3 separate regions of the Mus musculus genome follow, and all the other regions are linked to region 2. A link is a loop called in an ENCODE intact Hi-C map of the cell type or tissue named here. Cell type or tissue: gastrocnemius. All regions are shown on one strand.

Region 1 (2,500 bases), 87 kb after region 2:
AGTACTGGGGTCGTTGTGAGCCAATCACCTCCAAGACACTGCAGCTCCTCAATGACCTCTCCATCGGATATCCTTTAAACTAGACTCTGAGCGACACAGAGTGTGCATGGTCTCCTGCTTGTGCTTGGGTGTCTTCTGTTTTCCTGGCACCCAAGGCAATATGTACACAGAATCTAGAATAAGTCCAAGTCCCTAAAAGTGAGGCACCACACAATATAATAGTTGACTACAGATTTATCACTGACTAGTCCTAAGATTTATAAATAAATACTAGACACCCAGAGTACAGCTCTCTGGCATGTTCTCTAACTAAGCTTTTAGCATCCATAGTGGGGAAAAAGCCTCATGGCTCTTCAGTGTAAGCATCCTGACACCAGGCTCTCTCACAGAAGTAGTGGCTTGCTAGCCTGGATTTAAACAATGTCTACTGTAAAGTTTGGATCACTCCACAGTCGGGAGCCAGCAAGTACAGGAACTACTGTACCATTTCTTAAACAACTTTTCCTCACTTCTTCAAAAGACTGTTTATAGCTAGTACCTTTTCAGAGTGAGAGAGGAGGCTGTTCACAATGCACAGTGGATACTCAGGTAGGGCTTTAAGGCATAAAGTCCCTCTTGAAATCCCTGCCAGAAGGAGCTCCTGTAGGATAATCCGGTTCTAAGAAGTTTCTGTGGTACTGATTTTCTTAAAAGTAGCAGTTTGGTATGGGTGTTCTCGTATTAATTAAATACTAACAAACACTTCTTACTTGGCAGCACTGTGCTCATATGGCTTAGAAAATAAGTTACTTGGGGAAAGCATCCTCACGCTGGACCATTGCTTAGTTTGTGCTGTACTTTCCTTGACTGTGACCCTTTGTCTTTACATACAGTAGCGTAAGGAAGTTAGTGAAGCTTAGCGCTGTACAGTTCATGCTGAACAATCACACGGTGAGTGATCCCAGCCTCCATCCACCCTCATACACTTCCTCAGCACTGCTAAGCAAGTATTTCAGTTGAGTCCTGCATCTCTGCCAGATTACACTCCCATCACAGAACTGCTTTTGGGGTCAGGATGCAGGCCTGACCTGTATTAAAGTCACCTACTGCTGTATATACTTGGGATAAACCAGTAATAACAGCCACAATAACTTTAAAAAGAGAAGCATCCTTGTATCCTTTAAGAATGACCATGGGGCTAGTGTGTAAGGGCTCAGTAATTCTGAAATTACTGACTTGCCTTCTACCTCTTAACCCTTGTTTTTACCTTTTTAACTTGTTTTCTTTTTTTTTTTTTAATAGAGCGAGCACTTTTCATTTTTGGGTATTAACAATCAGTCCAACCTGACAGACATGCGGTGTCGGACTACCTTCTACACAGCACTTGGGCGTCTCCTCATGGTGGATTTAGGTACTGCAATAAACCCTAGAGGCTCAAGAAGTAATCTGGCCCTGTACTAAATTTTTATCTGAGAACAGAGAGTAGAAATGGGACAAGTCTTCTCGGTTGTTTCAACAGTGACCAAAAACATCTGAATAACCCCTTCTTTTCATAAAGAACGCATTAAACTGCCATGCTTCCTCTACTGGAATAGGGTAACAATTTGCAACCAAGTTTTCATCTTGATATGCTATATCTTTTAAAATTCTCTTCAAGCTGAATACAGTAGTGTGAAACTGTTATTCCATTGTTTAGTGGTTTTGAGACCAACCAGAGAAATATAGTGAGATTCTTGTCTAAAACAGTTTTTCAAATATAAAATTCTGTCTTTGACTACAATGTCTATAAAATAAGAGAGTTCTTTAGATTCTTATCAGAGCTGGAGAGATGACTCAGCCCTTAAAGGCTAGGCTCACAACCAGAAATGTAAGAGGTTCTTACTACCCAGAACCACCCCACACTGGTGAGCAGCCCCCTGGCCCAGCCAACGGGGGCTTAGTTACGTGGGTCTCAGTGCAGATGCACAGGGAAGGACAGCCACCTAGGTAGCACTGCTGCTTCAACTCACCATTGCTGCTCAGTGGTGCTTGTCGTTGTGACTTTGAGTTGTTTTCATTTCAACCTACTAAAATGACGGGACACCTTCTAGGCTTATGAAAAACTTAAGAAAAGTGCGTGTGAGTAAAGCTTCCAGAAGCATCTCACTCGTTCTAGCACAGCAGTCTTGGTCCCTTCTCTACTGAGTACAAAATAAACAGACAGCAGCAGCGCCTGTGCACATGCACGTCTCAGCTAACCTTTGACCTTTGACTTGAATTACTACTGTCACCTGTTGGGATAGTTAAGGGAACCTTTGGGTTACCTTGAGACCTCTTTTTTTGCCCAACTTATTTTTCAAGCATTCACAGCTTGGACTTGTTGGCATCAGAGTCACCCCCAGGGTTGTTTCCCTTGCAGGAGAGGATGAAGATCAGTATGAACAATTCATGCTTCCTCTAACAGCAGCGTTTGAGGCTGTGGCCCAGATGTTCAGCACTAACAGCTTCAATGAACAGGAGGCAAAGGTGAGTCCTCCACCTG
Region 2 (2,500 bases):
ACGAAGGACATGGAAACCTCATGAATCAATCAGTCTCCACAGTCCACTTCTTGAAACGGAAGGAAACTGAAGTTAGGGGTGGTCTGGAGAGTCTTCCAACGCAGGCAAAGCTGAGCCACATACCCAGTATAGAAAAGCCGTTTTTCAAAATTCTCCCCTCTCCGTGTCCCGTCCTGCCTGCAGGAATTGCAGATGCTACTACAGTATCAATTTTCTCTGGTTCTCAATGCTTTTCAGAGTTGAGTGCTATTCCGATGTTATAATCATCAATGCTGAGAACTCATTGCACACTCACAGAGTACAGCTGGACCTGGGGTCCACACCTGGAATGCTAACACTTAGGAGGTGGAGCAGGAGGACTGGAAGTTCAAAATCATCCTTGGCCACACAAGTAGTTGACAAGGTAAGCCTTTGATACAGAAGACCCCTCCCCCCCAAAGTGCAGACATCCAGGCATACATACATACATACATAGTATGAAGTGGCGCTAGTATGTTTAGGGACATATCAGAAACTGCTGGAAATTCTATGCTAACTCCAAGAAAAATACATGTAATATTATCTTTTGTGAAACAAGTGAGCAACTCAAAGAACAGTTTTTAAAATAAAATATTCTAACAATATAATCCAACAATATACTAATGTTATAGGTGCTAGGAAGGATTGTAGAAAAATATTGGCTTTGTTTTTCTTTCTTTCTTTTTTTGGTTTTTTGTTGTTTTGTTTTGTTTTGTTTTGTTTCCAGACAGGGTTTCTCTGTATAGCGCTGGCTGTTCTGGAACTCACTCTGTAGACCATGCCTGCCTCTGCCTCCCAAGTGCTGGGATTAAAGGTGTGCACCACCACTGCCCGGCAGGATACAGATTCTTATCAGATGGCTCTTCTTATCGGATGGCTCTGGTGTGACAGTGCTGTGGAGTTCACCAGCACATGCCTCACAGGAGTGCAAAGGATGCTTTCTTTCTCAAACACCCTGCTTACCCTCCAACCAGTAGGGAAACAGGATACACACCACTCAGAACCACAAGGGGGCGCCCGAGTTTACTAGATTCCTTGGAAACTTTTTAAACCTGACCCCACGTATTCCAGAACACACCCCCACCCCCACCCCCAATCCCATCCCTGGCCTGTGGAAGCTGAATACTTTTCTCATAGCCATAGTCTAAAAGGAGCTAGAATCTACTAAGAATACGTCTTCCATCAAGCTGAACTTCACCCAGCTGGGGTAGGGATCCCGCTATGGGAATCCTGCAATAACCACAGTGACCTTCTGCTTGGCCTCTGGGGAGCCACAAGAGCAGGATCTTGTGCTGCACTGTCCCCAGACACAACCGAGGTGCAGAGACTTAGAGGACTTCTGGGTCTCCAGGCGCCAGTGTTAGGAAGCAAAGGTGTCAACAAATTCCCATAGCCCGTACTGAGGACAGTTGGGGTTTCAGCTGGCTCCCGGCTTCCTCACTCAGGGATTAGCTAACTCCGAAAGATCTTCTAGGTGAAGAGAGATACCCAATGGGCAGCTCTGGGCAGACAAGAGAAAGGTTTAAAATGGGCAGAGAGATGTGGACATGAGAAAGATGGACTGGGCAAAGGACAGGATGAGGACAGCTGTGGTGCCTGCCATCCTCAGCTTCAAAGGTTCCTGACTGTAGAGGGTCGGACAGTATACATCCCTAATCTCATTGCTATTTACCCTTTCCCCATTAAGTATGTAAATGGTCCTCCTATATCCATGGTTTCATAAACTAGAATTCAAAAATACTAAATGGAACACTCCAGAAACAAGCAACCCTTAAAAACAAAACAAAACAAAACAAAACTGTGTAATGCCACACTGTCATTGTTCTATCTTATTATCTATTACCATTCATCTTACTGTGGCAACTTTATAAACTTTATCTTAGATATATATGAAGAAAACAGCATATAGATACTGCCTGCTCTGTAGCTTCAGGCAATGTATCCTCCGAGCATAAGGGAGACACTGCATTAAGAAAAGAGAGGGTTCAGTTCCTGGCACCTTTGGACCAGGAAAGGTACTGAGTAACGGCAAAAGAAGAGCAGAGCAGAGCCAGAAATGAGCAGAGCATTGTGAAGGAGCAGGGGTACAGGAGAGGTCAGCCAGGTCATACCGAAGATGCTCAAGAAGAGTCCTCTCAAGGGCTTCAAACACGAGTGTACGCTGTCTGTTTTGTGGGGTTGATGTTGCAGCGGTATGGGGACTGAGCCACCAAGGAGAAATACAGGGACAAGGGAACATATAACAGGATTCCATGTAGGACTTAGAAAAAAATGTAAGCCTCAGACCAGGATATCAGCATTGAAGACAGGAGTGGAGTCTGGTGTGCATTAGAGATATGCACAGCAGGCATGGAGGTGAAGACTGAGGAGGACTGACAAGCTGAATAATCAAGATTATTTCTGAGTTTATTTTAAGAAAGTGGGTGAACTGAAGATGGGGAAGAGAAAAGGAGAACCAGGAATCAGGAGATAGTGGACAGAG
Region 3 (2,500 bases), 220 kb after region 2:
GAGGCTTCTCAGAGGAAGGGGTGACGTTTCAGTGCAGAAGTTAGACACTAAGCAGGATTTCACCAACAAATCACACAGTTATAAAAATATCACACCTTGGTTCAACCATGTAGTCTGGGATACAACAGTAAAAATAAGGCTGAAGTCTCTCCGTGAGTGGCTAGGCAAGGCAGAGGCATGCGCGCAGAGGGTTCTGAGACAGGTGTATGAGTTGGAGTAGGAGAACAAAGCAGGCCGGGGGAGGGCAGAGGTGGGCTCTGCAGAGCCAGGGCACAGTGGCTTCAGCAGTCCTCCCAGGAGGACCAAGTGACTTTGCCCACCTCTCGGGCAGCACCTCTATAGAGGAGAAAGCCGTTTCACCTGTAAGATGGACAACAGGCCCTTTGCGAAGATTCAAAGAAACCAGCTCTGAAATGCTCAGCACAAGGTCAGGCGAGCAACAAATATCCCACACATGCCAGACTCCTTCTCCCTGCCCCTGCCCCCAGGCAAGGAACAGCCCATTTACTGAATAGTGATTAAGAACATCAACTCTGGAGCCAGACTGCCTGGTCCAAAGCCCAATCCTGCCACTTACTAGCTAGTCCACCTTGGGCAAATCATTTGCCCTTTGTGTGCCTGTTTGGGAAATGGGGATCATAGTAATAGCGGCTACTTCCTTGTCTCCTCACCCCTACAGTTCCTAGCAACACATCTTTTGGGTGAAGTAATGAGGCAGTAAGAGTCAGCATCACATACAGAGGGGATGCCATAGAGAAAAGCCACTGAACCCCAGTCCATGCCAGGCTAAATCAGCCACACAGATTAAGTGCCTTCCCCTCCAATAAAACCCAGATAATCCCTACACCAAGAGTTAATCCTCACAGGACACTCCAATTTAGCAGCTCATAGTTTTCCTCCAACCAGCACTCTTGACTCCGAAGTGGGAAGGAAGGACAGATGGGGTGGGAGGAGGGAGGACCCTGGGTACAACGTGCCTCCTACTTTAGGGGCAGATGACCCAGGGATCAAAGGAGATGGATTAAAGTCAACCCAGGGCAAGCGCCTGGGTCTCTATGGATGGAGAAGGCAAGCATCAGACAAGGGCTATCATTGGCTATCATCATTCCTTTGGCCTGCCCCATCAGCATCCAGGCCCCAGCAGGGTGAGGCGTTGGCTCGTCTCTGAGCCCCGCCCACTTTGACCTGGAAGGTGGGGGCAGCCTGGCCCTAGGCAGCTGCTGCCCTCTTGTGGCTTAGAGTGCAAATTCACCCTAATCGTATCTGAATGTCTACAGGAAGAGTTCACTGAACTGTGGCTCCTCTAGGTTCATGGAAGACCTAGCCTGCCTCCTCAGGTTTGCTCTGTACAGTTTCTATAGGCTCCCCATCTCTTTGCCTCTTCCTGTAAGTACTGATTCCCGACTGACCCTTCAAGATCAGTCTGACTCTTTGTTTTTTGTTTTTTGAGACAGGGTCTCTCTAGTCCTAGCTGATCTGGAACTGGCTATGTAAACCATGCTGGACTCACAGAAATCCTCCTGCCCTCTCCCCCTCAACCATGTTGGAATCAAAGGCTTGTGCCAATACACCAGGCTCTACCCTAACTCCACAAGGATCCCTAGGAGCAACTGTAAGAATACTGCTGCTGGGATGGGGCACAGAGATCTTCCAGCAGTCTCTACACCCTTTGCCAGAGCCTGCAGTGAGTTGTTAGCTACAATATGAGATGTGAAGAGACAAATTAGGAGAGGCCAAACACTGTTTGGTATTTATTTATATAAAAATATTCATAAGCCTGACCTCACTCACCAACACGAAACATGCAGCTAGTGTACGTAAACACACACACACACACACACACACACACACACCAGGCCTTGGAAAAGGCTGTCAAGTATTTTGAAGGACAAGAAGGAATGAACACAGCTGGTTGGACTTTTGGTTTCGTCGGTAGGGACTGGTGGGGCTCTGGTCCCGTGTCTGAGAAAGTAAAAGGCAGAGGAAGGCAATAAATAGGCCCCAGGCCTGGGCTGCTTTGGTATAGTGAATGTCTCCCTGTGCAGGGTACCACGCCATGTGCCATTTAGGCACAAGCCAGACGGAGCAGAACCCCGGTAGCTGGTGTAGCAGCGAAAGGTCCCCTGCTGGCTCCAGAGGTAAGGTGGCCTCAATCTGCAGACTCTAGCTGTCCATGTCTGAGGGCATGGCCTTTTTCCGGGTTCGGACCTTCAGGGAGCGTGAGGTGCCCTTGGGAAGAGAAAGCCAGTATACCTTGAGTGGTGTGGGCACTGCAGCTCCATCCACACCCCCCTCATGCCGTCCTTCCAACACACTTACCTCTCGAGTCAATGGCTTCCTCTTGACCACCCGAAGGCTCTGGCTGCGGCCTAGAGGCTTCTCTCGGGGCCGAACAGGTGGCTGGGGGACGATCTCATTGTCTGACCAACACTCATCCTCTGTGTCACTGCCCTGCAGGCCGCCTGGCCGGTATCCTGCCAAAGAGAGGCCCGCAGGGCAA

Evidence for each region. A loop is a pair of places that touch in the nucleus more often than their neighbours do. Peaks named below come from ENCODE experiments on the same cell type or tissue, not always from the same donor. Only the 100,000 strongest peaks of a DNase experiment are listed, where the experiment ranks them.
Region 1: a loop joins it to region 2, with 12 times the contacts of the local background. A loop is called at or near these places in 27 of 42 quality-filtered maps.
Region 3: a loop joins it to region 2, with 5 times the contacts of the local background. A loop is called at or near these places in 6 of 42 quality-filtered maps.

The regions. Positions count from the first base shown.
Region 1 is chr14:70,681,223-70,683,722 of GRCm38, reverse strand. It overlaps Xpo7 (exportin 7), which reads left to right. Exons shown (of 28, transcript NM_001359888.1): 16 at 1-67; 17 at 867-930; 18 at 1,282-1,390; 19 at 2,378-2,484. Among named protein-coding and RNA genes, the nearest start is that of Xpo7, 26 kb to the left of the region's middle. In gastrocnemius, no CTCF peak of the experiment used is centred here; a DNase peak (open chromatin) is centred at 1,379.
Region 2 is chr14:70,768,236-70,770,735 of GRCm38, reverse strand. It overlaps a transcript of Xpo7 not described here and a transcript of Dok2 not described here. Among named protein-coding and RNA genes, the nearest start is that of Dok2, 4.9 kb to the left of the region's middle. In gastrocnemius, a CTCF peak has its summit at 1,013 (motif pointing right); a DNase peak (open chromatin) is centred at 1,024; H3K27ac peaks cover 584 bases.
Region 3 is chr14:70,548,159-70,550,658 of GRCm38, reverse strand. Reep4 (receptor accessory protein 4) reads right to left here. Exons shown (of 8, transcript NM_180588.2): 7 at 2,320-2,474; 8 at 1,724-2,229. The coding sequence ends at 2,164. Among named protein-coding and RNA genes, the nearest start is that of Reep4, 4.2 kb to the right of the region's middle. In gastrocnemius, no CTCF peak of the experiment used is centred here; DNase peaks (open chromatin) are centred at 437 and 1,193; H3K27ac peaks cover 1,191 bases.